Linked DNA regions of Homo sapiens: regions 2, 3, 4, 5, 6 and 7 are each linked to region 1. The links are chromatin loops, found by intact Hi-C in ENCODE. Cell type or tissue: IMR-90. All regions are shown on one strand.

Region 1 (4,000 bases):
GTAATTTATGTTGTTGCTAAGACAATGGGAGTTCTACTTCTCATTTGCAAGGCACTTTACAGTTTACAAACCGTTCATACATCCTAGGGCCTAAGGAGGCTACAGTTGGCTTGAAGAGCCAAGTGGAATAATTTGTGTCAACCCTAAGTCACTGCCCTCCGTCAAATCCAAAAGGCCCGGAGCTTATGATTACCTGGGAGCAACCCAGCCTCATCCACAAAGGGCCAAAAGCCCATATGAAATGCCCAGTCATATGTCAAAATCAAGCCAGGGTTTTATAACCTCATAGGTAAAAGGATCGCTTCTTTTATTTCTTGCAAAGTGCAAATCTAGCCATTCTTTTTTCCTCTCAGGGAAACACACAGAGACCTCAATTTACCAACTCAAGCAGCCTGTCAAGGTCTCTATACATTCAATGCCAAGGTGTTTCATTGCAACTTTCTCGGCGGCCATTTCCTAGGCAACATCTAGTTAGGGAACTTCACAATGCTTGAACTGTCCAGTCTCCTTGAGATAGGGGAAGACATCTAGTGGAAACAGATTAATCTGTAAGCACAAAGAAAAACCAGTCAACTTGTTTAATACTACACAGCATCATAGATGAGATGAAAGGCTATGGTTATAAATGTTCCAGGCTGCCTCAATGGTTTCCATTTAAGCAATGGAAGTCCTGCTAAGGTAAGAAAAAGGAAGTTGGAATCTTTAAATCTGATTGGTGACCCTGGGAGCTGGACAGTAAGTGAGAAAAACCATTATCCCAGCTCTGTCTCTAGTTCATTGTATAATTTTGAATAAGTCAATTCCCCTCTCTGGGATTCCATTCTTAGTTGGTTAAATGAGAGGGTTGGATTAGTTGAGGTACAGCAAATGCATGACACACATGTTGCCATGGGAGACTTACCCATCCAAAGCCCATGCAGACATTGCTAATCAATCACAGCACCCTTTTCCGGTAAGCAGGACACAGTACAGTGCCACCAATAGTCCAGAGTTGGCACATGAAGCAAATAAAACCTGTTTACCATCCCTGAGCTAGACAACTTCCAAGGAGTTCTGCCTGTTATGACATGTTGCCCTCTATGCCCTAGTGAAGAGAACAAAGCAGAAATCAGGAAACCTGGGGCCTTGTCACCACCCTGCCTTGAGTTTTCAGTGCCACCGAGAAAGTAACTCAAAATCTAGGTCTTTCTTTCCTCATTTGTTAAATCGAGGGTAACAATTTTATTCTTGTAATTTTGGGGATCTTTGTAAAGATGAAAATTAAAATTACCACATAGTCTCTTAAAACAATGCGAATTTACTATATTACTATTCTGTAGGTCAGAAGTCCAAAATGGGTTTCACTGGGCTAAAATTGAGGCATCAGCAGAGCCTCCTTCCTTTTGGAAGTTCTAGAGGAAAACCCACTTCCAGCTCTACAGGCTGCCTTAATTCCATGACTGGCAGCCCCTTCTTCCATCTTCAAAGCCAGCAGTGGGGCATTTTCACAACTCTCTGACTCTGACTCTTCCGTTTATTCTCAACTCTCCTTCTCTTACCCTAACCTTCTGCCTTCCCCTTCCAGTATTTAAGCACCCTTGTGATTACATAGGGTCCACCAGGATAATCTTCCTATCTCAAGATCCTTACCTTAATCACATCTGCAAGGTCCCTCCTGCAAAGTGAGGTGACAGATTCACAGGTTTGTGGGGGTTAGGACATGAACATCTTTGGAGGTTCATTATTTAGCCTGCCACACCTCACATAATTCCTTATAAACATCGTCCTCCTGAACAAAGATAAACTGCTCCTGGAGGAAGGCTGAAAAAGGAATTAAACTGCAGAGTCACCAGAAACTTTCTATATCTGCCTGCCTAAACGCCAATGGTTAACATTCTGAAGAGAGCCACAGGAAGGCTAGTTCAGGCTGTTGTCCATTTCATCAACTCTCCACCAAGTTTTTGAGACGAAATACACAAGACAAATTTAAAAAAAAAAAAAAAAAAAAACCAGGAGTGGAAGAAATACTACTTTTTAAACTATCCAACAGCACCCCCCAGTGCCAAGAAGCAGAAAGAGGGGAGAAGGGCTAGCAGTTGGTAAAGGATCAGAATATTGTCCAGGTGTTCACGCTTGTAACACTCCTTTGGGAGGCCAAGGTTGGAGGATCATTTGAGGCCAGGAGCTTGAGACCAGCCTGGGCAACATAGCAAGACTCCGTCTCTAAAAATTAAAAACAAAAAATTAGCTGGAAATGATGGTGCATGCCTGTAGTCCCAGCTACTTGGGAGGTTGAGGTGGGAGGATCTCTTGAGCACAAGAGTTTGAGGCTGCAGTGAGCTATGATTGCACCACTGCACTCCAGCCTGGGCAACAAAGCAAAGTTCTGTCTCAAAAAATAATAATAATAATCAGAATATTTAGCTCCATGGTTCTCCATTAGACACACAAAGCGTGGGATACAACTGATCTGAGACTAGCCCAGGCGTGCGAACTGCATTTTTTTTTTTTTTTTGAGATGGAGTTTCACTCTTGTTACCCAGGTTGGCATGCAATGGCATGGTCTCAGCTCACTGTAACCTCCACCTCCCAGGTTCAAGTGATTCTCCTGCCTCAACCTCCCAAGTAGCTGGGATTACAGGCACCTGCCACCACGCCCAGCTAATTTTGTATTTTTAGTAGAGATGGGGTTTCACCATGTTGGCCAGGCTGGTCTTGAACTCCTGACCTCAGGTGATCCAACTGCCTCGGCCTCCCAAAGTGCTGGGAATACAGGCATGAGCCACTGCACCTGGTCTGCGTGAGCCACTTTCTAAGCTCACCAAGTGATTCTATGTTTTGGACCTTTGATTTACAGTTAAAACCACTGACTTCAGCAAAGCAGTAAACACAGTCTGAAAGCCTTCTAGGCCTTGGGGACTCAAAAATAAATATGATAAGGCTCCTCCTCAAAGAGAGCTTCCAATCTAGGTAGACTATAAGAGCTGGAAAAGACATTGGCCACAACTAACAACTATGGGACATAAGGCAAATTACTTAACCTCTCCGTGACAGATTCCTCATTTGTAAAATTAGAATAATAATAGTTCCTGCCTTATAGGGCTACTAAGAGAGTTAAATGAGGTGACTCACGTAAGGCACTTAACGTGGTATCTGATACAAAATAAGCACACGGCAAGCGTTAGGGGCCAACTGATGAGCCAGAGATGTGAAGTCCATGGCTACTGTTCCCTTGCAACTCACTGCCAACCCCAGAGTCATCTGAATGCTCCATTCTATTGAATGTGGACAAAGCTTCTGAATTCTTCTTAATCTAATTCTCCATGCATGAGAGAGAGAGAGAGGTAGGAATCCAATTTACCTTGAAAATTCCCTTTGCATTTTTCACTTAGGGAAATGGAGACCCAGGAAGTCCAAGTTCATTGAATGAGTCTATGCGGAGCTGGGAAAAGGGTCCAAATCCTCTGAAACTGATGCTCCACACATGCAGCTTTTCTGCAATCACAAGCTTGATGGGGTCTACCATGGCCACAGTGTGCTGTGCCCATAGGCTCCTTCTGGAAGGTTCCTGGATATTCTTGTCTACTTCCCTCTCCACCTTCTGCTTCCTGGGTGTTCTGTAGCAGCAGACATTCCCATGGTGGGCCAGGTGACGTTGTAAAAACCCGTACCCATTCCCACTAACAGAGCCCTGATACCTGTCTTGTGCTAATTGCTTGGCATACATGATCTCAGATGACTTCATACTGATTGCACAAGGCAGGGATTTTTAACCCCATTGTATAGATGAGAAAACTGAGACTTAGAGAAGGTTAGTGTCTTGTCCGAGGAAAAATGATTATTAAGAGGCAGAAGAGGATTCAAATCCAAGTCTGAGATCCACATGCTTAATCATTGGGACATATTGTTTAGCATTATATACCCATAACTTCATGAAGCAGATCCATTAGGCTTTGATGTGCTCCCCAAATTCCCAAGCTTCCCTTCATCATAACATTTACTAAAATACACTGAACCTACT
Region 2 (4,000 bases), 140 kb before region 1:
CAGAGGGGCACCCACCAGATGCCAGCCAGAGCTCTCCTGTATGAGGTGTCTGTCAATCCCTGCTGGGAGGTGTCTCCCAGTCAGGAGGCACAGGGGTCAGGGACCCACTTGAGGGGGAAGTCTGTCCCTTAGCAGAGTTCAAGCACTGTGCTGGGAGATCTGCTGCTCTCTTCAGAGCCAACAGGCAGGAACGATGAAGCCTGCTAAGGCTGCGCCCACAGCCACCCCTTCCCCTAGGTGCTCTGTCCCAGGGAGATGGGAGTTTTATCTATAAGTCTCTGACTAGGGCTGCTGCCTTTCTTTCAGAGATGCCCTGCCCAGAGAGGAGGAATCTAGAGAGGCAGTCTGGCTACAGCAGTTTGGCAGTACTGCAGTGGGCTCCACCCAGTCCAAACTTCCCAGTGTCTTTGTTTACACTGTGAGGGGAAAACTGACTACTCAAGCCTCAGTGATGGCAGACGCCTCTACCCCCACCAAGCTCTAGTGTCACAGGTCAACTTCAGACTGCCGTGCTGGCAGTGAGAATTTCAAGCCAGTGGATCTTAGCTTGCTGGGCTCCATGGGGGTGGAACCCCCTGAGCATGACCGCTTGGTTCCCTGGCTTCAGCCCCCTTTCCAAGGGAGTGAACGGTTCTGTCTCGCTGGGATTCCAGGTGCCACTGGGCTATGAAAAAAAAATCTCCTGCGGCTAGCTCAGTGTCTGCCCAATTGGCTGCCCAGTTTTGTGCTTGAAACCCAGGGCCCTGGTGGTGTAGGCACCCGAGGGAATCTCCTGGTCTGTGGGTTGCAAAAACTGTGGGAAAAGTGTAGTATCTGGGCCGGATAGCACCATCTCTCATGGCACAGTCCCTCACAGCTTCCCTTGGCTAGGGGAGGGAATTCCCTGACCCCTTGCACTTCCCATGTGAGGCGATGCCCCACCCTGCTTTGGCTCGCCCTCCATGGGCTGCACCCACTGTCTAACCAGTCACAGTGAGATGAGCTGGGTACCTCACTTGGAAATGCAGACATTTCCTGCCTTCTATGTTGTTCTCACTGGGAGCTGCAGACCGGAACTGTTCTTATTCGGCCATCTTGCCAGATCCCACCCGCCTCCCGCACAATTTCAAAACAAAATGTAAATGCAGAAATCCTTCATGACACTGAAGTTGAGTCAAAGACCCCAACTGGTGATGCCCCTTCCCAGGCATCACAGACGGAGCCCTGTCTGCAGGGGATGGCTGCCCTGCCTAACAACTGAAACACTGGGGAGCCCAACTCCAGGCTGCTGAGCATAAGACTGAGAGTTCTGGGGTGGCTAGATCTTTTCCCTTTAAATCCTAATTACTGTACACCAGTGGGTCCCAATGTAGGATTAAACAAACATGTTTGACCACAAAAACCTATATTTCCTAACCTCGGGTGGGAAAGAGCGTGCCCAGCGGAAAGGTGTGATCCAACACACAACTGGGGAAACATTGCTGTATTGAAACCCAGAGCTGAGGCCAGAATCTTATCTGAACTGTCAACCATGCAGGGCTGTTCTGAGAATTCGATTAAATAACAGATATGAAGTTTGTGTCATATAGTATGTATTCAATATGCACCCATATGAAAATATGTGCCCTCCAGCACTTCTAAATCTTGCTAGGGGGTGAGTAGGCTGGGTGTTAATGTAGCCATTTCACAGATAAAGAAACTGGGGTTTGGAGAGATTAAATTACATGGTAATAGGGCACAGCTAGGAAGTGAGAGCCACCATGGCAGGAATTGACCTTGGCTTTTGGGCTCCAATTTCAATTAACCCAACTCACCACTTCCCAAAACAGTCAGCCTTGGTCTGGTCTTACTCACTCCACAAGCTAACATTTTACAAACACTGAGTCACAGCTTTCCCTCCCCTTGGGCTGCACCAACATACAGCATGGTCCATCACGGGCTCAGATCCCACCCTCTTCTGGGGCCCTTTATGGGAATGCACAAAGCCCAGACTTCCAGGAACAGAGTGAGTAGATAAGGCATCTACGCTGACCTAGCCTGATCCCATCAAGGGACCCGACCTGCGTGAGCTGGAGAGATCTATGACGCTGCCAAGGACCACATCAGAAAGACAATATTTGAAGAGTGAAAGGTTCTCCAAAGAATGGAAAATCCTTGGAGTGAGCGAGTGCCTGAGGTTCTTGAGGCATGACTCATGCTGGGTGGGCCAGGACATGAGCTGTAGATACCGGGTAAAAGAGGTAGCAAAATATTAATAGCAGAATGTCAGAGCTGGGAGGGATCTAGGAGATTGACTTTTCTGAGGTCACACAGATAATAAGGGGCAGCACTGAGACCTGAATCCAGATGCTCTCATTCATTCATTCATTCATTCAGTATTTACTGAGCACTTACTACAGGCCTGGAGGGAGATTAGGTACTAAGAATACAGCAGTAAACAAAACAAGCAGGCTTTCTGTCTTCCCCATAGCTGACTTTCCAGCAGGGAGGAAAGACAATTGAACAGACAATTGGTGAAAATGATGAGAAGTGCTCTGATGAGGTAGCACAGAGGAGAGTGGTCTCATTTGTCTGGCATCAAGAAAGGCCTCCTGGATTAAATCATTGCTCAGTTTAGAGCTAAAGACTAAAAAAAAACCCAGTGGAAGGGGATTTGGTAGAAGGGGAAGACTCCAGACAAAGAAGTCTCTACAGCTCAGGCACAGACTAGACCCTTATTTTGAAGCTGCATACAATATGGGTGCTTCCACACTCAAGAAGCATATGGTGCCCAAAGGAGCACAAGGAGGGACCCTCCATCTACAAGGAGGTGACAGCATCCGACTTGGATTTTAAACGATAAGTAGGATTTTAATAAGCACAGAAAAGGAGATGGATATTCCAAGGCTGAAGAGATAGCATGGGTAAAAGGCGTAGAAGAAGGGGAGCCTGTGCCAGGAATTGACCTTCCTGAAGGAGGTCAATAAATGTTTGTCCCAGCAACTGTCAGTGAAATCCTCCCAGCTGCAGATTCTCAACAGCCATTGCTTCAGTACAGCACAAAGAAAGGGAGGGCCCTGCATCACTGTCCACACTTGCTGCCCCATGCTGTCCCATGGCCGGCACAGCCACAGCAGCCTAGCAGCTAGCATCCATGGGCTCCCCAGTGTCCCCAACCCTAAAGACCCCAGTGGGCCAGGAAATAGAAGAAACACAATCTTTCAAGTAATTAATATCCCATGATAATGGGATAAACGGGGCAGATATGACGTCTAACAGAAGGATGAAAATTCTAATGCCCCATCCAGCCTCACAGATAACAAACACATTAAAGAAAGCAGTGCTAAAGATCAACAGCCTCAGTGATTGATTAGTGAAAATCAGGGTGGGGCTTTCTTGGGGGCACAAAGACAGTGCTGCTTCTAGTTCATGCCTCCATTTGCAAGGGCTGAAAGGGGAGAGAGCCAAACAAACCCACACGTTCATCTCTGGAGCTTTGAGACTGTGAGTCCAGGACACTCCTGAGCCCTCTGCACAACAGGCAAGGCATTTAAAAGAGACTTCTAGAAGAACAAACTGCAGCATTTGTATCTTGCGGTGCATTCCTGTGTGTCAACCTCCGTGATAGAATATTTATGAGCTGTGCTTGGTACAAAATATGGTGCCCAACCACTACAGAGGTGGAATGCTGAATTTCAGACTTTTTAAATAAATCTTTTCTGGACTTGTTTGCAGACTGAGATTGCAGTTTGTTTTTTAACTCGAATGCTATGCTTATGATACTAAAGAATTTAGTTTTAAATAAAAATTTGTATTGTACTTAAAACCATAATAATTACTAAGAGTTATTGAATGCTAAGTTTAGGTGATCTAGGCACAGCATTGCTAATGTTTACAACACCCCTGATAGATAGCCCTCCCCCGTACCCCCAGTTTTAGAGATGAATCCTGGAGGGGCTTAGAAACGGGTCTCTGTTTCCAAAGCCCATGTTCTTTCCATTAAGCAGTACAAGAGGAGGAGGTGGGTAGGTGGACTCTTGCC
Region 3 (4,000 bases), 1.3 Mb before region 1:
GGATTACAGGTGTGAGCCACCACACCTGGCCCTGTTCACATGTTTTTCTAAAAATTAGTCATTTGAAGAAAGAAGCCATAAGCATTAATTTGATTATCTCCAGCACCTAGCATAAATCCTAGCATAGAAAAGGTGATCATGAAATTTGATGAATGATTAAATGAGCAAGTAAATACACATATATATTGAATAAATATACACATATGTATACAGTGAGTGTATATATATACATATATTTGAATTCGGTGAATAAATGCATAAATGTTTATATATATATGTGCACATCATGCACACAAACAACCTTCTGCTCTTTTCTCCCAGATGCACACAATTAAAGTACCACTTCAGAAACCACTAATCTTTCTCCTGTGTGCCTTAGACTAGGCTTCCCCAACCCCCAGGCCACAGATCAGTAGTGGTGCGTGGCCTGTTAGGAACTGGGCTGCATAGCAGGAGGTGAGCCACCAGCCAGCGAACAAAGCTTCATCTGTATTTACAGCTGCTCCCCATAGCTCGCATTACTGCCTGAGCTCTGCCTCCTGTCAGATCATCGATGGCATCAGATCCTCATAAGAGCACAAACCCTACTGTGAACTGCGCTTGCAAGGAGGAGAATCTAATGCCTGATGATCTGTCACTGTCTCCCATCACTCCCAAATGGGACCATCTAGTCACAGGAAAACAAACTCAGGGGTCCCACTGATTCTACATTATGGTGAGCTGTATAATTATTTCATTATATATTACAATGTAATAATAATAGAAATAAAGTGCACAATAAATGTAATGTGCTTGAATTATCCTGAAACCATCCCCCCACTCCCCTCCCCGGTCCACGGAAAAATTACCTTCCAAAAAACCAGTCCCTGATGCCAAAAAGGTTGGGGGCTGCTGCCTTACACAGACAAAGTTTATTCATTACAGATTAATTATTAACATCTTAGCCTTTTCACAAGATGGCGCTGAAGATGAAGAAGGAAGCTCCTGCCCCCACCGAAGCTGATGCCAAAACAAAGGCTTTGGCCACAAAAAAAAAAAGATCCATATGGCACCCTCTTTCTGGTGGCCCAAGGCACTGTGGTTGTGGAAGCAGCCCAAATATCCTTGGATGAGCACCCCCAGGAGAAACAAGCTTACTCACTCTGCCTCATCAGTTCCACTGACCACTGAGTCTGCTATGAAGAAGATAGAAAACAACATGACAATCGAGATGGATTGATGGATAACAGAATGATAGATATGTGATAAAACAAGTAGAATAAAGTATTAATGGTGGATTCTAGGGAGTGGGCATATAAATGCTCATGGTAAATTATTTTCAACTTTTCTGTATATTTGAAAGTCTTCATGATAAACTATAAAGGAAGTAATGTGCAAAAACGAAAAAGGAAACAATTATACACTTGGGTTCATTGTGGATATCAAGGCCAACAAACAAGCACCAGATCAAACAGGCTATGAAGGAGCTCTATGACCCTGATGTGGCCAAGGTCAACACCCTGATCAGGCCTGGTGGAGAGAACACATATGTTCAATTGCCTCCTGATTTACGTTTCGGATGTGGCCAACAAAACTGGGATCATCTAAGCTGAGTCCAGCTGGCTAATTCTAAATATTCACCAGAAAAATAATCATTTAAAAGTAATAGTAATAAAGACTTGATGGCTCCTATCTCAGACTGCCTGGGTTCAAATCCAGGCTCTATCACCTGGCAGTTAAAGTTACTTAACTTTCCTGTGCCCCAGTAGCCTCATCTGTAAAATGAAAAAACCTTCCTTACAGGGATGCTTGGAATATTAAAGGAGTTAACACGTATCGAATAATTAAAGCCTAAAGGTTCAATGAGGACAGGAATTTTTGTTTTATTCATTGCCATATCCCTAGCTTATAGAAGAGTGTTTGGTACATAGCAGATGCTCAATAAATTTCTATTGAATGAATAACCAATATTAGGATAGTCAAAATCGAATCGCTGTTGGCTATTATTTTATGTTTGCTATAAAAGTTCTTAATTCCCATTTCAATCATTCCCCATCCCCCAATTACTGCCATTTTCACTTTGGGAGCCATGGCACTTTCCTATAATGACACAAGATGGCAGCATCACTCTCCTTTTAAGTTATCAGCCAAGCTCTAGTTGACCAGTTTTGGAAATTCTCTGAAGCATCTTTATTTGCAAGTTCCTCCATCCGTTCTAATTTTTTTTTTAATGAACAACATTAACTGTTTGAATTACCATAAGATTAGCTCTTAACTGCTCTAATTTCTAGCTAAGAAAAGATTACTACTTGTAAAAGGGTAAAAATGTTGACATGAATCCAAGACTGCTTTCCAGTACCACTACGATTTTGTGTTCTTAAAGCTCCCTTTTTGTAACAAAAAAACTGCTTGACAAATTATGAAGCCAAATGTGTTTCAGAGACACAAGGTGCAACAATGTTGTTCCCTTCCAAGCCTGTAAGAAATTACAAACAAAATACAACTTCCCCTCTGTCTCTTTACTAAAGACATGAAGCTAATTCTTCAGTCCCTCTAAGTTACTCTGTGAATTCACTGTTGAACAGCAGAAATTTCTGAGCACCTTTGAGTGTGAGACCTTGTGGGGTAAAGAAAAAAACCTTAGTTTAGAAATTAAGAGACCTGGATTCCAGTGGCTCTTCAGGAATCTCCTCACCACCAACTTTAATCAAATCTCCTATCTTTCCAAGATTCAATTTCCTTATTCTAAAACAAGGATAATAATCTCTGCCTTACCTATTCGGAAACAAGATCAGTGAATGTAAATAGCATTATAAACTGTAAGGGGTATAACTGTATTATAAATATTATAAACTGTAAAGCATTATACACTTCACCCTGCATGAGCTAATGTTAGAATCATTTTCATTTTACCTATGGGGAAAACCAGTTCTATCCAGTTAAGTGAGCTTGCCTCAGTTTTCTCATCTGTAAAATGGGACTAATGATAGCAACTCCACCTACTTCAGTGAGTTGTAAAGATAAAAATAAGATAATAGATGTGAAAGTGCTTTTAAAATGAAAGTACTTTCACTTGTACTCTCACAAGATTATTAGCTTAAGCAAATGGCTTTTCTTAGATTTCACAAACAATCCTGAAGAAAACAACATATAAGTAAATCGTTCAAGAAAATAAGTATTTTGAATTAATACTTTCTGAAACCTCAAGAAATTGCATATTTTAAAAAGACAGGAGTTGAGAGGCTGAAGATGTTATTTTATTCAGGGAAGGATGACTACAATTAAATGGTTATATTCAAGGTGGTACTTGATAAATGCTTTTTAAATAGCTGTATTTAAATGAGGTATTTTGTAGAAATAAAGTGTTCATTGAAAATATTAACATTCAACTTGCCAGACGCAGTGGTTCACGCCTATAATCCCAGCACTTTGGGAGGCCAAGGTGGGCGGACCATTTGAGGACAGGAGTTCAAGACTAGCCTGGCCAACATGGTGAAACCCCGTCTGTACTAAAAATACAAAAATTAGCCAGGCTTGGTGGCCATGCCTGTAATCCCAGCTGTGGCACGAGAATCGCTTGAACTCAGGAGGGCTGCAGTGAGCTGAGATCGCGCCACTGCACTCCAGCCCGGGTGGCAGAGCAAGACTCTATCTCAAAGAAAAAACAAAATTAACATTCAACTAATATTTATTGATTGCCTATTGTGTACCAAGCATTTTCAAATGTATTATTTCATTTTATACTTTTAAACCCTCCTCACAACTACAGAAAATGTCAGCCCCATTTAAAAGTTGAGGAAACTGAGGTTCAGGGAGGTTATTCAGCTTGCCTCAGGTCAAACAGCAGAAACCCTTCTGCTAATCCCCTGCCCCTTCCTGCCTTTTCTCAGGAGTATTACGGTAGATGTTTCCATTCAGTCCTCTGGAAGCACTCGTGATATCAAATCCAACACTTATAGCAGCAAGCTAGCAATTTTTGTTTAGTAAAAACCAGAGGTGGAATATGAATATAACAGTTTGG
Region 4 (4,000 bases), 220 kb before region 1:
GCTGGGACTCACCATGTGACCCAGGGCAAGTTCCTTCCCTCATGAAACTTACCTATGCATTAACGAATCTGCATGTAAGAAAATGTTCTAAAAGCAGACATGAGAAAGGGAAGAGGGAGGAGGAGAGGAAGAATGGATTGGTTCAATCAGTGCAGGTTCACAGTGAGGCCAGAAGATCATCCCCACTCCATACCTCCTCCCACCCTGTACCCTGTGAGCAGATAGCAAACAGGCATCCCCTTGCCCCCACACTGACCATGCACACTCAATAGTTGTGCATAGGCTGTTCTTGCTAACAGGAAAGGTTTTTGTTCTCTTCTCTGCCTGGAAAACTCATAATCCATTTTTCAGGTCTCAGGTCATGTCACCTCCTCCATGAAGTCTTCCTTGACTCCTCTCTCACCTCCACCCACCCTCAGACACTCATACCTTTGAGTTTTTACAGCATTGTATATACTCCAAGGACAGCATTTATTACCTTGTTATTATTGTAGTAGTACTATTACTAGTGGCATAAAGTACTATTTAAGGAACACTTTTTGGGGGGGGCCAGACATAGTGTTATGGTCTTTTTACAAATTATGTATCATTTAAATTTCATCACTATGCCATAAATTAGGTATTTTCTTCTCAACTTTAAAAGTAAGGAAACTAAGGCTCCAAGAGGTTGGTGGTTTTACTACTGTGTAACTCAAGCAAGGGACAATGCCTGTATTTAGGGCCAGGTCTGATTCCTTTATAATTCCCTACTGTTGTTCAGCCTGAACAAAGAAGTAATAATAGGTGATAAATGAAATGATGAATGAATGTCACCATGGAGTGAGGGAGGCTTAAATGTGAAGCATGGCTTTAAACAATCATTTTATTTTGCTGTGACCATCCCAGAACATCCTCACCTAGGTATAAAAGTAGACCTTAAGGATCATGTAAGTTAACCATAGGGAAAGATCTAGAGGAGCATGGGCTGACCTGGGGCACAGAGCTGCCTTTGGCACCTGTCCAGATGTATTTCCTAGCTTCTGGTGGGCAACCCTCTTCAAACCTCTACTTCCCAGAGCTCTGTGTTAGAGACTGGCCCGATTTTCTTCCCTGCAACAGAAACCTTTCTGTGTCTGTCCTTAGAGACAGAAGGCACACCAAACCTCTGTATTTCTTGGTTGTGCTCTCCCAATTAAGCAAAGAAGCCAACCGAAGACTCCCTGAGACAAACTAATTGCATCTTAACAGGCTCTGTGCCTGCCAGCTTTGGCCCAGATTCAGATTTTATAGGCCACTTCGCCCCACACCCAGGGTTTATGATGGAAATACTGACAAAGCTTCACTGATAAGGCAGCAGAGGACCCAGGAGACCAGAAAACCTAGTAATTTTCCAGAGTCTAAACCCAGCCTCTACTCCAGGGGCCCCTCACGAGGCAGGATTCTGAAGTGTCAGCCAAGAGGACCCTGGCACAGGGCTGTTTGTTTCCACTCCAATGCACTCCAGAAATTTGGTAGGATACCTTGCTGGGATTTTTAATGGCAAGTTTCTCCTTCGGCATCACCTGGTATCCAATTAGTTTTCCCATTCTTTGGGCTGCTCAATCATCCCTTCATTTGTTCAATCATTCCTCAAATTCTGAACTCCTCTGCCAGGCTGTGCTGGACACTAAAAAGAAGTACTACTTGGGTGATTAATTTTAAAGGCTACTCTATTAAGGTCACTCCACTCAGCCAGGTATTCATTGAATGACTTCTCAAGGATCACAGTTCCCATCAAGCCTGCCATGTGGACTTTGTGCAGTTTGTGCACTGCACAACTCTAGGGGATGCCATTCACCTAGACTAGGATCACATCAAGTACCCTCTATAGAGAATACAGAAGAATAAAAACAAAACAGAAAATGAAAATACCATATATTCAGTCTATTATAGAAGGAAGAACGTTCAAAATAAACAAAGCTGCTGAGTCACTTAGCAATTCCCTAGCTCCTAGAAAAATTTATAATTTGTCTCCAAAAGAGAAAAACAAATCAGACATATCATTCCCTTGTTTAAAACAGGGCTTCTCAACCTTGGCACTGTTGATACTTTCGGCCAGATCATTCCTTTGTTGTAGGAGGCTGTCCTGTGCAATGGAGAATGTATAGCAATGCTCTTGGCCTCTACCCACAAGATACCAGTAGCAACTTCCCCCTCACCATTGTGACAACCAAAAATGTCTCCAGATGTTGCCAAATGTCCCAGCAGAGGTGGGGGAGAGAAAGAGGCAAATCATCCTTAGTTGGGTCAATGGTTTAAAATAACCTTCTGTCTCACTTTCTATAATACCTTCCATGGCCCTCTAAGTGAAGTCCAAGACACAGGTTTTCATGCTGCTTATCAGTCCTGCCTCATCACTGGCTATTCTGCCATACCTTTGCCCATGCACTTTCCCCTGCATGCAAACATCAGCCCCACCTCCACCTCCCATCTCACCTGGTTTAACTCTCCTTGTCCTGCAAGACTCAGCTTGGGTCCCCGAACTCGTGAAGCCTGTGTTGACCCATCCCCTCTCCCTCAGCAGTTGAAATCAGCCCCTCTGTGGAATCCTTGGCACCCCAGCATCTCTCTACTCAACACTTAGACTTGTGGGAGTATCAACTCCTGTGAAATTATTTGCGGATTTGGGGGCAGTAACTATGTATCCCCAACACTTAGTAAAGTCCTGGCTCAGATTTATTTATTTAGAAATTGTTCTATCTTATTCAAGATGGATGAAGGATTAAAAAATAAAATAAAAGCCCACACCCTCTACCAGCATGCCCTGCAGAATTATCTATGACTTTTTGCCAGAGAGCCAGTGCTTTCAACTCCATTGCTAACCAGCTTTCTGATCTTAGGCAAGTTCGTTCAGCGCTCTAGTCTGCCTCAGTTTCCTTATATGTAAAATGGGAATCTCTTTGGTCTTCCTCTCTCATGATGATTTTAAGGCACAAATTAATTATATGACCCCTTAGTAAACTGCCATTCATTGTACGAATGTGAGATGTTATTATACTGCTAAATAATAAGATCCTCGAAAACATAAATGTGAATTGAAGCAAATATATTAGAAGAATTCTTTCTTTATATGGAAAGTTGGCCATATCCTGAATGTAAACAGCGTTTTATTTGTTTGGATTTTTTTGTTGTTTTTGTTACTTCAAAAAACAAGCCTTACCATTTGCTGATCCCTACCCTACCGAGACTCTTAGTATTTCAATTAAGGAATTTTTTATTTCCTCCTGGGCTGGAATTCCAGTAGTTTCTTCAATTTCTTTGAAGCAGGTCACACCTTTAACTGGAGGACATTTTTCTACCAGACATACAGCCTGTAGAACCTTCCATTTAAACAATTTTATAGAGTGATAATAACTAGGATAGAAAACTTTAGAAGAGGAGCTGCTTCTAAAATGTATTCTTCACTTCAAAGACAAAAAAAAATGCATTTGGTTTAAGAAAATGAAGTTGAAAGACATCTCTTAAGAATTTAGTGCTATTACAGGTTGAATTGTCTCCCACAAGAAAAGATATGTGAGGTTCTAACCTCCGGTACCTGTGAGTGTGATCTTATTTGCAAACAGTTTGCAGATATAACAGTTAAGATGAGGTCATACTGTTTAGGATAGGCCATAATATAATTGGCAACCTTATAAGAAGAGGATAAGAGACACAGACACAGAGGAGAAAGCCATGTGAAGACAGAGGCAGAGGTTGGAGTCATGCAGCTACAAACCAAGGGACATCAGGGATTACTGGCAACCATCGGGAAAGAGGCCTGGAGCAGATTCATCTTCAGCACCCCCAGAGAGAATGAGCCCTGCCAAAAGCTGGATTTTTGACTTCTAGTCTTCAAACTTATGAGAGCCAAGCATGGTGGCTCATACCTGTAATCCCGGCCCTTTGGGAAGCCAAAGCAGGAGGACAGCTTGAGCCCAGGAGTTCGAGGCCAGCCTGGGCAACATGGTGAGTCCTCATCTCTACAAAATAAATATATTGAAAC
Region 5 (4,000 bases), 53 kb before region 1:
TCTAATTTACAACCGGGCAGGAGCAGTTAGAGAAAGTCTCTCTGAAGACATTAAATTTAAACGAAGGCCTAATGAATGAGAAGAAATTTACCAGACAAAAAGTCAGAGGACAAGTATATCAGACAAAAACAAACAAATAAAAAATCATCTTGTTTGAAGACCTTGGGGCAGGAAAGGCTTTTGAAGATGTAAATGAAAAAGTAAGAAAATGAATAAAAGGAAGAGTGGCACAATATGAATGAGAGAGAGTAGCAGAGACCAACTTAGGCAGGGCCTGTGGTCCATGATAAGAATCTAGAATCAAAACTCAAAGTGCAGGAAGAAGTGACAAAAGGCAGGAGCAGCAGATCTGGAAGCAAATGCTGAGCTCATTATGGGAGGGACTACTAGGTTAAGGTGCCTGGAGAAATGTATGTGGACATGCCCGGATGGCATTAGAAAGGGAAGTCTGAAGGTGGTCAGAGAGGTCTGACCCAAAGACAGTGGTTTGGCAATTATTATTTGGAGGACACAGCTAAAACCAGACTTACGTTTGCAATCCCCCAAAGAGAATATGTAGATTGGAAGAGAAACCCACAAGTGGAAACTCTTGAAAAATTGAGAAAGAGACTGTAGCCTTCCCAGATGACTCAGGCTGGAATATTGTTACCAGGTCTCCACGCAATTACAGGAGGAAATTGGGGATGGAAATGAGAAGTCCAAGAGGACGCTCTTATGGTAATGGAATATTTATTTATATTCCTCTCTATGTCAAAATGTTATTATTGTTAATGAACTTGACTTGTCACATGTTGTGAATTTGGTAATAAAATAAAAACTCTAACTTGATCTTTAAGAAAAAATTTCGGACTGGCCAAAATAGCCTTTTCTCCTTGTAAATTTTTTTTAAGTCTTGGTATTGGCCTCAGTGTAAGGCCAGCCACTGTTAAATAATTTCACATGGAGCTATACCCTCTCCCTACTTCAATGCTAACTAAGATTTCAAATTTGAAGCTGCAGAGTTTGACTAAGAAAAGAAATGAAATAAATGTCAGGTGGCCCAGATTCTAATTATTGTCCTCAAAACCATTGGTAGGTGTTGAGACCTGAGCTAAATCATGTCTATCTGTACCTCAGTTTTGTCTCCTATGAAATTAGAAAAATGGGCTTGATTATGCCTCAAATCTCTTACAGAGTTCTATTAAAAAGGCAGGCCAGTAAGCCACTCTCAATGAACTTCTCTCATATCCCAAACCTACACTTATGTCATCTCATTTGATGCATACAGCCTCCTATGAGTTAAGTATTATTGTTGCCAGTTTAGAGATGGGAAGACTAAAGGTCAAAAAAGTCAGTGTTCTGGATATGAACTGGCAGTTAAACTAAATAAAATGTTGAAGTAAAGAGATACACACAGCCCTCAAAACATTGTGGCATTATAACTCCATCACTGAGATTTGTAGGGTGCTGAGCAGAATGTAAGCACTCTGACATAAGGTCTCAGGCACAAGTACACATCTCTTCAGTAGAAGTGTGAAAGCAGACAAGGACTATATGTAAACAAACATGGCCATGTTCCAATAAAATCATAGACACTGAAAAAAAAAAGGCAGTGTGCTAGTCTGTTCTCACACTGTTGTGAAGAAATACCCAAGACTGAGTAATTTATAAAGGAAAGAGGTTTAATTGACTCACGGTTCCACATTGCTGGGGAGACCTCAGGAAACTCACAATCATGGTAGAAGGCAAATAAGAAGCAACACCATCTTCACAGGGTGGCAGGGGAAATGCCAGATGCTTATAAAACCATTAGATCTCATGAGACTCATTCACCATCACAAGAGCAGCATGGGGGAACCACCCCATGATCCAATTACCTCCATCTGGTCCCGCCCTTGACACGTGGGGATTATGGAGATTGAGATTCAAGATGAGATTTGGGTGAGGTCACAGCCAAACCATATCAGGCAGTGTTATAGTAGAAAGAATTTGGGCTTTTGTGTCAGATAAGCCTGGGTTTTCATAGGTTCTAATATTTACTGTGCCAGTTATCAGTGTATCGCCTCTCAGTGCCACATTCATTCTTCATTGCCCAGTTTTGTGAGGCTGGAGCTGGACCCTATGAACATTTCTCCTTCACCGGCTGGTATTATATTAAGCTTTGTCAGTAGAGGGCACTACAGGCAAACTACAAGGGGACTTTTCTTCCTGGTTCCACACGCTTGCCTTCTTGCTCCTTGTCAATAGCAACCAGCTTGTAAAGGACATCCAGTTATGCTCATAGCTTAGCACGTTTCACCGGCATCCCAGAGGGTAGCTTCCCAGCAAATTTCAGCAGCACTTCCATGAGTGGCTCCCCAGGAAGTCTTGTCACACTCCCAGAAGACAAATCCCTGGAGAGTTTTGTCAGCACCCCAGAGGCTGGTTTCCCACTGTGGCACTTCAGCAAACCTCTCCATCCTCCAGTGGGCTATAGCCACACCCATCCAATGAGGTCTGAATCCCAGCCTTGAGGAGAGGGTGTTATCTTCCAGATGTGTTCCTTCCTTGGGTACCCTGCCTTAGCCCTAGAGGTAGTACTGCTCCCTAAATCCTCTATTCCTGCATTATTTCAAGTAACCCTTACCCCTCAGTAGTTAATCTTCCTTGTTGCTAGTTAGCAGCTCTTTATATTAAACTTTCCCTACTCAAATGAGTGTGCATTTTCTATCTTCTGACTGGACCCTGACTGATACGCTTAGAGAAATTCACTGTAAGCTCTCTAAGCTTCAGCTCCTTCTGCAAGATGAAAATAATAATACCTCTCTTGCCAAATTACCAGAAAAAAATTAGAGCTGCTGTAATATATAGCACTTAGAATGGTGTTAGTGACAAGTATGAAACAGTGGAAGCTTTTTATGATTATTATTGTTATTAAATTATTCAAGTCACACAACTAGTAAATTTTGGAGATGGGATTGAATTGGAATTTAAATGACTCTAAAGATGACTTTATTGCCACAGTTAAATGTTAACACATCCATCTCCTTAAAAACATGAGTCCTTTGAAGGTAGCAAGAGTAGAGGACTGCTTGCCACACCCCTGCCTCTGCCACCATAGTGCTAGGCCCCTACACACAATGACCTCGGGCCATTGCTCACACTCCACAGAGGTGGTATTAAATCTGGCAGCTTCCACTCCAGGTTGCTCTGGGCCACAACTAAGGCCGGCTCTGTGACCTTGGACAAGGTGTGTCCCCTCTCTGAGATGTTTTGTAGAACAGAAATAGTAAGAGTGGCTATCTCACAGAGGTGGAGTAGCAGAGACAGTATGAAACATTAAGCTGCAGCCGCCCTCCACGAGACCCCTGAACTGAGCAGGGGCTAGGGCAGGAGTGAGAGCTCAGCCCCGGCACTCTGGCCTCTGGACAGCAGCTCGGGTTCAGATTTCTTAAGGAAAATGATTTACACCTAAACCCATTCCAAAAGTGTCTCTGGATAAATTGGCTCTTGGTCAAATTATAAAAAAGAAAAATAATAACTAATTTTTGAGCACTTTATCCCTTGCTAAGCATGTCACATGGAGTGACTTATTTATTCATCATCATAACCCTAGCCTACCCCTATTAATAATATGCACATAACACCATATATCTATAGAGTTTTTTTTTTGGTTAAAGCAAACTTTCACATCTTTAATTCCCTTTATCTTCACCATGAGTCTAGGTGAACATTTTTATTATCTCCAATTATAGCTGTGTAAACAAGCCCAGAGAAGGGAGGTGACTTGCTAGTTGCAAGGAGAATTAGTGACAGAACCAGAGAACCCAGGTCTCAATCCCAGGCACCAGTGCTTTTTCAACTACAGGACTCAGCTGCAGAGACAAACACGGAATAAAATCGAACAATATGGAAAACCTCAAGAACAAGAATTGCTGCCATGCCAGGCATGGTGGCTCACACCTGTAATCCCAGCACTTTGGGAGGCCGAGGTGGGCAGATCACCTGAGGTCAGGATTTTGAGACCAGCCTGGCCAACATG
Region 6 (4,000 bases), 1.5 Mb before region 1:
CCATTGCTTATGATACAAAGTGTAAGTAATATGTTTGCTGAGAGAGGAAAGACTGAGACATAATAGGAGACACTGCAGAGCTCCAAGCAGAATCTGAGATTGAAAGTAAGGTTTGGAAACATTAAGAATGTGCTGGAAATACTGATTTCTGCTGCTCAGTTCCCCGAAGAATGGATGGGCCCTTTTTGGAGAGTATGGCACGTCATCCCTGCTACGCAGAGGAGCAAACTGGAACTAGGGGCTTGAACAACTAGAAATATCTAGAAGATTTTGAGCCAAACTTCAGCCTAAGTATCTGCTAAGCTTTCTCACAGACTACGTTCAAAATTGAGTTTGGAAAAAACTGCTTCAAAGAACCCTTCAAGCTCTCCAATGCTGTGAGTTTATGATTCTGTATTTCTCTACGATTTAAATAGAAGCAAACAGAGCACCTGTGAGCATGGTCTCTGAAGTCAGCCTTCCTGGATTGAAGTCTCTGATCTTCCACTGGTTGTGTTACCTGAAGAGGAGACTTAACTTGTATGTGCCTCAGTTTCCTCTGCTGGAAAATTAGGATCATAATAAGGACTAAATAAAATGATGCTCGCAAGGTCTGGGGCACTGATCCCAGCAGGCAGTAGGTGCTCAGTCAGTCATTTCTTTATACATGATTAAGTGAACCTTCCTGGCTTTAGGCCAGTAAGATCTGCCCTGGCCTAAAGCTAGCAGGAGGTCACCAAAGCACCTTGGATATAGCAGGATTTCATACATCTTTACTGAATTGAAATATTTATTCATAAGGTGTAGTGATATCTGTTGCAACTTAGGTCAACCTTCAAATTTCCCATCCAAAACTTTCCCCACAATGTCAGCAATTTGTACCCACCTCTTCTGCCTTCACCCTCCCATGTAGTCATGTATGAGTTCTCCTTATAGCAAATGAATACAAGGATCTGCCACTTATGGGATGGGGGCCCATGAGAAAACTGGGATTATTACAGGGAAATAAAATGATGCTACTTCATTTGTATATCCAAGTGCTACATGGGCACTTTGACAATGACACAGCCACCAACCATTGAGGAGGAGAGGGGAAAGAAAGAGAGGAACTGACATTACTGGTGTTTACTCATTGCTAAGCAACCCTATCAGGAGATTTTCCCATGGCCATTTGTCCTTAAGCCAACGCTGCCAGACTCTTGTTTACTTTTACAGATGAGAAACATACATCTCAGAGTTGACTTTCCCAAGACCAGCAGCTAGTGGGGAAACTGAGTTTAGCACCTAGAGGATCGTAAGACATACAGCAAGGGATCCTCTGCCATTCCAAGAGTCATAGCTCTTAAGCCGACTGGCAAAACAGTACCCACCCCTAACAGCTACCAATGATTAGTGCCTAGGACCTAGCACTGTAACTAGCCAGAAACCAAAGCAAAATGCGCAGACCTCCCAGGAAGGCGGAGATGAGAGTCCTGCTGCCCTGCTCCACCCACTCTGCCAGTGTAGGCTGGCCTGAGGCCACTAGGGGGAGCCCTTGCACTAGGAGCAAAGGGAATTTGACAGCCCAATTATCAGTTGGGACTGCGGGGAGGGCTCCAAGTTCTCCCGAGAGCTTCCTCCACTGTTTTATTTACAAACTTATACACATAGGAGCATGAACCAGAGTGCTAAGGGAAAGTTACAGATGACTTTTGGCCTGGGTCCCCTTTAGCTTCAGAAATAGGCCCCCCAACTGACTGGGAGCAGAGTCTACACAGCAGTGTTGGCCAAACAGAGAGTCATGAAGTCAAGAAAGTGCTACCATTTATTTAATTCAATGGCATGTCATGGCTCAGAACAGAATGGAAAATATCAGCACGATTACACAAGGTAAGAGTGAGTACTGCTTTGGGGAGTTTTTCTTTTAGCTGATGTGTATGTGTGTTGAGGAAGGATGTAAAAGGTACATCTTACTGTGAGTCATTCATTAATAAAGTTTAAAATACATAGACCTCAAAGGCTTTTATAAAACCCAAACTGCCAGTCCCTGGGCCAGAAGCATTGATGCAGTGTTTTGTCTGGGACTTGAATCCTGTATTTTTGATAGATTCCCAGGCAGCTCTGGTGATCAGCCAGGTTTGGGAATCACCTGTTAGAGGAAATGGCCCTCAGGCGGGGTCTCCTCACCTGTGCTCCACCCCGCCTCTCCCTGGTCAGGACAGGAGAAGATTTCTAAGAACTTGACAAAGCAAGAAAAGTCACACCGGTTACACATAAAGCAGGGCGCAGGCCACCCACTCTGCCCATCCCCAACCCCGGGAGAGCTGAAAGCCCCAAAACTGGCAACTGAGGTTTGGGTTTCCATCTCCAGCTCTGTCAGAAAAACAAACAAACAAAAATAACCCCAGCAAAATAAAATCACTTTAGAGTCAGCCAGATCTGGGTTCCAACCCTGGCTCTTCTAGTTACTACCTATGTGACCATGGGCAGGTGTTACCATCTCTCTGAGACTCAGTTTCCTCACTTTTTTTTTTTTTTTTGAGACGGAGTCTCACTCTGTCCCCCTGGAGTGCAGTGGCATGATCTCGGCTCACTGCAACGTCTGCCTCCCAGGTACAAGCAATTCTCCTGCCTCAGCCTCCCAAGTAGCTGGGATTACAGGCACCCACTACCACACCTGGCTAATTTTTTTTATATTTTTGGTAGAGACAGGGTTTCACCATGTTGGCCACGCTGGTCTCAAACTCCTGACCTCAAGTGATCCACACACCTCGACCTCCCAAAGTGCTGGGATTGCAGGTGTGAGCCACTGCACCCGGCCATTCTTCACCTTTTAAAATGGGAATCCAAATGCCTCAATAAACACCAGGCCAAAAACAGGGTGCTCCTTTATGTTAACTCCTTTTCTGGCCTCCACTAAATCCCCCTGTGGGCTTAGGCATGCTGTCCTGCTGGGCTTTGGTTTCCCTGACCGTGAGAAAGGGTTTGTGAAATTAAGTAGCCGTCTGCAGGGGCGGAGCTGGCAGAGGTTGTTACTAACGGGGATCACACTGTCCAGCCTGCATGGTCTGTACTAACAGGAGCCTGCCATCCCCATTCCTTCACAGCTCCTGCTGCCTGGGCACAAATGCCCTGGAGAGTGAGTGACTGTCAGACCAGCCGGAGGGGAGCAACGGGAAGAGCCGCTTGCTGAGAAGAGGTGGGCTTGGCAGGACTGCAGGTGGAGTACTCTCCCCAGTCCCCTGCAGGTGCTGGTCTAAGCCAAGCTGGGAGGATGGCGGCCGGCCCTGGCCCAGCCCCAGGCAAGGGAGGAGCCTCGGCCCAGATGGGGCAGGTGGGGAGCCTGGGCTCAGGTGTGTCCTGTGGGAAGTGATTGCTCCCTGGCTAGCAGAGACAGAGGAAAGCGGATTGTTGGCCCCAGGACCCAGCTCTGAGAGGCTGGGCTTGTTTCCCTGACTCTGCCTTGGAGGAAAGCAATGGAAGGGGTAAGGCTGTCTCAGTTTTGTTGCTGGCTTTCTGTGTGTCTTTTCTTGCAGGACAAGTTCCTCCCACTTGAGAGCCCTGGGGAAAAACTGCTTGTGTGTGCTGCCTCCTGGGCAGGAATAAACATGTCAGGTGTCAGCCAGTGCATTTCTGCTCACACTGGCTTTGCTCAGGGCGGGTGGGAGGGAAGAGGAGTGTGCCATGTCCTGTGCCACCTGGAGTGTGAGGGGACAGGAGGTGCTGAGGAATGACAGCATGTGGCCTAGCTCTACCCAGCCAGCTGGACTCCTGACCTATTCCCAGATCCTCCGTTGAAGCGCCCGCTGGCTTCTCTCTGTGTTTACTTGCCCTTGTGGACTGTATCTGGCCTCTGCAGTGATTAGCGGGCCTCCTGGTCAGAGAGCAGTGCTTGGTGCTAGGAAGCCGGCTGTGCATTGCTCTTTTGTGGCTTGTGGCTCTAGACCGGGTTCTGCTCCTTGTTAACTGTGTGGCCTGGGGCAAGTGTGTCCGTCATCCTGAGCCCTGGGTCCCTCACTCATGAAAGAGAATTACTGGTACA
Region 7 (4,000 bases), 430 kb before region 1:
TCATACTGTTTTGTCCCTTTGAGGAGGGGTGCTCTGGAAAGAGCCCCTGCCAGCCTCAGAGGAAGGGACATTGCTGGGCAGCAGGTCACATGCAGTGCTTGTCTCAACAAAGCAAAGTAACATGTGGCAAGCACAGCTGGGGGCAGCTGTTCCCTCGTTCCCTGAGGATAAAGCCCTGCTCTGTGGATGAGCATTTTTTGGCACCAGGATAGACACAGCTAAGCCTAACTGGTTATCTGCCAGGCTTGAAGCTGGCCCAACCTTGCCCACCCATCTGCAATTCTTTCCTGATTAGGAAGAAAGTAAATTCACCTCTGAGTCCTCTGCGTGGGAACAAAGCTCTACTTTGCCTGACTTTCAAGATACACAATTAGGATTCCCCAAAGGTTATTGGTGTCAGACTGGCACACAGTAGGTGTTTAACATACTTTCTAAAACCTTTGATGATGCTAGTTTTATGTATCCTGCTTCACTTAATCCTCACACTAATCTTTTGGAGTCAATATTATTGAATTTTATAGATGAAGAAAAGGTTCAGAGGGTTAAGTGGATTTTCTAACAAAACATAACAAGCCGAGTGGTGAACCTTGCATTTGAACCCACATCTGTCTAACTCTGTGCCCTGTGATCTTTCTAATATTGCACCTGTAACGTACAAATCTGGGAAAGAAAAGTAAATCGGGAGGCTATTTCATGATTTTTTTTTTAACTCTCAAGCAGGTGAAAAGATTGCCCACTCACACAGACCCAAGTAACAGATTAGTCTCTCCAACTTCATTAGAAACAATTTTATTTCTCTGAATATTGTGTCTCATTGATTTGCCCTTTTTCCAGGCAGGCACAGTGTTAGAGGCTGAGAATTCTGATCTGAAAAGCCCAAGTCAAAGACCTCCCTGAATTTGAAAAGCCCACAGGAGAAAAACAAGAGATAATCCTTTGACATTTCTTTGCAAGATCCCAATTGTGGCAAATTTTGTGTTCCCAAGTGCTGTGGAGGCACAAGGCAGCAATGACCAGCTCTGTCTGTGAGAGTCAGAACTTCCCAGTCAAAGAGAAATGAACTGAATCTTAAAGGGGGAGCAGGAAGATGTGCACAGTGACTTGTCCCTGAGCCTGGTCCTGGTAAAGGGAACTTAATGTTTAAAGGCATAGTGATGTATAAAGCGGGTGTTTAGGGAGCAACAAGTAAGGCTATGTGGTTGGATTTTAACATCTGCCATTAGGATGCAGACACGGCTAAACATTTGCCAGGTCTTCCATAGCCCCCTAGTATGTCAGAGCCAGACATTCACAAGGTAACTGAAACCAGAGAAGGAACCTGGCCTGTTCAGGGACACTGGAGAGCAAACCTCACTCCTGATTCCCAGAACAACACTTCACCAAACTGAGCTGCCTCTTGTGTAATCACCCTCATTCTCGTTTGGAGCCACCGCCTATGTGTCTCCTGCCTGGCCCAGATTCCTGGGGTCTCAAACCACATGAGACCTCAGAAGGGTGCATTAGTCATTTGCATTACTATCCGACCAGCATAGTTTCCTGGCCATGAAGCCTCCTGGCTTTAGAGATGCGTAACATGTGCTCATTTCCCTGCAGGGTTCAGCTTCGTTTAAGCTCAAACAAATGAGAAATGCTATGAAAAAATGTACAGTCCTTGACCTTTGAGCTCTTCCAGTTGGCTGATGGCCTTGGGTGAATTCCTCCCCCATGAATCAAAGTCAGGAGCCAAGTTGCATTATTTTAAGGACTCCAGGCTCAATGCCTTTCCCCTGTTTGCACTGCTCTCTCATTCCCTCCAAGTCCTACTGAGTCTTTGAGGCTCAGGCCAAGTGCCATCTCCTCTGGAAGCCTTCTCCCATTCCACCTCTCCACAACATCTAGTCCAAAGCTATCACTCTCTTCTCTGAACTTCTAAAATACTGTCTCTAATATCTATTCCACACCCAGCATATTTTAATTAAAATGTGAAAAAGGAAAATACAAATTTATGTCTTGTTACTTCCCCAACATTATACACTCTGAAGGCTTCCCCAGCCATATGGCACTGTCTGTCTCAGGCCAGTGGCACATTGGCTTACTTCTACCTTTGGATTGATGTCATTCCTACCTCCCAACACACTGTTCTCACTTTGTTTTCCTTCTCTCCCCCTCCATATCCACTCATCTGGCTTTCCCTACTGGGCCTTAGTAGATATTGAACATTTAACCATGGGCTACAAGTTACCATGTGACCTGAGCTTCCCAGGATGAACTGACTGTTGTCTGGCCCATCAAGCCATAAAGTTGGGTGTGTTCATCAGCACTCTACCATCAAATGGAAGTGACGTATAGGAGATGGGGTTCAAACAAGCCCTGGAAGCATGAGTAAGTTATGTGAAGAAGTGACCCAAATGCCCATGGTCCTCACTCCTATGTTACCTTATATCTCCCAGCCTGCACCCTATATCCTCATGAAAAGTTTTCTGTGATGAGTTGACACCTTTACCTACTTCCTGAATGACTACAGAAGCCTCTGAACTGGTCCCCTTGACTCTAATCCCTTTTATTTCCTTTTCTCCACTATAACTTGCCAACATGATCTTCAAAAAATGCTGCCCTGAGCACATTGTTCTCAGAAAGCTATGGCCCATTCCCACCCCTGTTGCTTGCAGAATTCCTGCTTACTATTCAAGGCCATGCTCATACTCTGCCTTCTGTTATCACTCCCCAGAGGGTACAGCTGGTTGGTGCTTCTCAAACATTATTCCCAAAGGACCCTTAAGGGCACAGAAAAGTGATCAAGTGTTCCTGAAGGTCCTAAAGGTAAAGCCTGAAACAGATCTCTATAAGAGTCCTTCCAAGACCAATGGATTATCTAAGAATTATGTCAACTTTACCTTTATTCTATGATATTTCTGGATGATTCAATATTACCTAATGTTATGTTACTTACATTTTCCTAGTAAATGTGATATTCTGTAAAAACATGCTGTCTTTATTCTCTAACTCTGTATATAGCACTGACAAGCCACCATTCCTCCCCCACATAAGTCTTTCCAAGTTTGAGAAACATGAGCCCTTGAGTACTTTTTTATTCTTCTATTTCTCTCGGGCATGGTTCTTTGCCTGAAAAGTTCAGGAAATTTCACACTATGCTACGGCAATATGCACAGGACAGTCCTAGGCATTTGGAGTGTTCATAGATTCTCCGTATCAATTAAAGATTGCTTAAAATTGAAGATAAGTCATGACTATACACAGTGATAATACTACTAAACATCATGCCAGGAATGACAACTTATATAGTGCTGACTAACCAAATACTTTCCTAAGCTCTTCATGTATATAAACACACTGAGTTCTGAGAACCATACCATGAAATAAATACTGCTAATATCCTCATTCCAAATACATGATAAGAAAACTGAGCTTGGCTTTGAAATAGGCATTCCAGCTCCAAAGACCATCACCTTAACCACTACATTAATACTTCTCAATTGTCATTAATATTAACATTATCAATAAGAGTAATAACAGTAATAGCAGTAATAGTAGTAGCTGCAGTAGCAGCTACAATCACAGTAACTGCCCACACACAAGCACACCCCTTAGAATTTAAATAAATCATATAAAATCTTCTTGAAATCCTGATAGTACAGATTTGTTTGCCATAAGACCTTCATAAACAACTGCTCTCTGAGCTCTATCTTCCTTTTCTACCCACAGAAGTTCAGGCAGAGGTCTCCCAAGATCCCTGTGGTTAGAAGTTTCAGTGACAGCATGCTGAAACTAGATTGCTATGCACACAAATTGAGGCGGCTCTGTGACTATAAGTATCATGGGCAATAAGAAGGTGAAAATTCAAAGATCTCAATGCTTCTGATTGACATTCAAGAATCCACTTTGGTCTGGCTCCTACTAACCAATAGGCAGTCCTTAAACTTGAAGTCCTTTACCAGAATAGAATACTTGTTGGCTAAATGCAGGCTGGTATGCCCAAATAAGTCATGGAATAAAAGGAAAT

The links. A loop is a pair of places that touch in the nucleus more often than their neighbours do. Peaks named below come from ENCODE experiments on the same cell type or tissue, not always from the same donor. Only the 100,000 strongest peaks of a DNase experiment are listed, where the experiment ranks them.
Region 2: a loop joins it to region 1, with 2.2 times the contacts of the local background. A loop is called at or near these places in 2 of 110 quality-filtered maps.
Region 3: it touches region 1 in a loop (9-fold over the local background); 92 of 110 quality-filtered maps call a loop at or near these places.
Region 4: a loop joins it to region 1, with 7 times the contacts of the local background. A loop is called at or near these places in 2 of 110 quality-filtered maps.
Region 5: it touches region 1 in a loop (10-fold over the local background); 36 of 110 quality-filtered maps call a loop at or near these places.
Region 6: a loop joins it to region 1, with 14 times the contacts of the local background. A loop is called at or near these places in 39 of 110 quality-filtered maps.
Region 7: it touches region 1 in a loop (9-fold over the local background); 2 of 110 quality-filtered maps call a loop at or near these places.

The regions. Positions count from the first base shown.
Region 1 is chr1:55,283,002-55,287,001 of GRCh38, reverse strand. No RefSeq gene overlaps it. Among named protein-coding and RNA genes, the nearest start is that of MIR4422, 59 kb to the right of the region's middle. In IMR-90, a CTCF peak has its summit at 2,035 (motif pointing left); a DNase peak (open chromatin) is centred at 2,011; H3K27ac peaks cover 628 bases.
Region 2 is chr1:55,427,346-55,431,345 of GRCh38, reverse strand. No RefSeq gene overlaps it. Among named protein-coding and RNA genes, the nearest start is that of MIR4422, 200 kb to the right of the region's middle. RefSeq lists an enhancer at 1,455-2,654. In IMR-90, no CTCF peak of the experiment used is centred here; DNase peaks (open chromatin) are centred at 425 and 1,995; H3K27ac peaks cover 3,832 bases.
Region 3 is chr1:56,583,199-56,587,198 of GRCh38, reverse strand. It overlaps the pseudogene RPL23AP85. Among named protein-coding and RNA genes, the nearest start is that of PLPP3, 5.6 kb to the right of the region's middle. In IMR-90, a CTCF peak has its summit at 2,083 (motif pointing right); a DNase peak (open chromatin) is centred at 2,118.
Region 4 is chr1:55,501,900-55,505,899 of GRCh38, reverse strand. No RefSeq gene overlaps it. Among named protein-coding and RNA genes, the nearest start is that of MIR4422, 280 kb to the right of the region's middle. In IMR-90, a CTCF peak has its summit at 1,801; a DNase peak (open chromatin) is centred at 2,029; H3K27ac peaks cover 2,809 bases.
Region 5 is chr1:55,336,453-55,340,452 of GRCh38, reverse strand. No RefSeq gene overlaps it. Among named protein-coding and RNA genes, the nearest start is that of MIR4422, 110 kb to the right of the region's middle. RefSeq lists an enhancer at 2,204-2,293. In IMR-90, a CTCF peak has its summit at 2,150 (motif pointing right); a DNase peak (open chromatin) is centred at 2,172.
Region 6 is chr1:56,818,725-56,822,724 of GRCh38, reverse strand. It overlaps FYB2 (FYN binding protein 2), which reads left to right and starts at 3,321. Exons shown (of 20, transcript NM_001004303.5): 1 at 3,321-3,443. The coding sequence starts at 3,435. In IMR-90, a CTCF peak has its summit at 1,508 (motif pointing right); a DNase peak (open chromatin) is centred at 1,524.
Region 7 is chr1:55,716,589-55,720,588 of GRCh38, reverse strand. No RefSeq gene overlaps it. Among named protein-coding and RNA genes, the nearest start is that of LINC01753, 230 kb to the left of the region's middle. RefSeq lists enhancers at 1-129, 130-630. In IMR-90, no CTCF peak of the experiment used is centred here; DNase peaks (open chromatin) are centred at 1,548, 3,308 and 3,728; H3K27ac peaks cover 3,818 bases.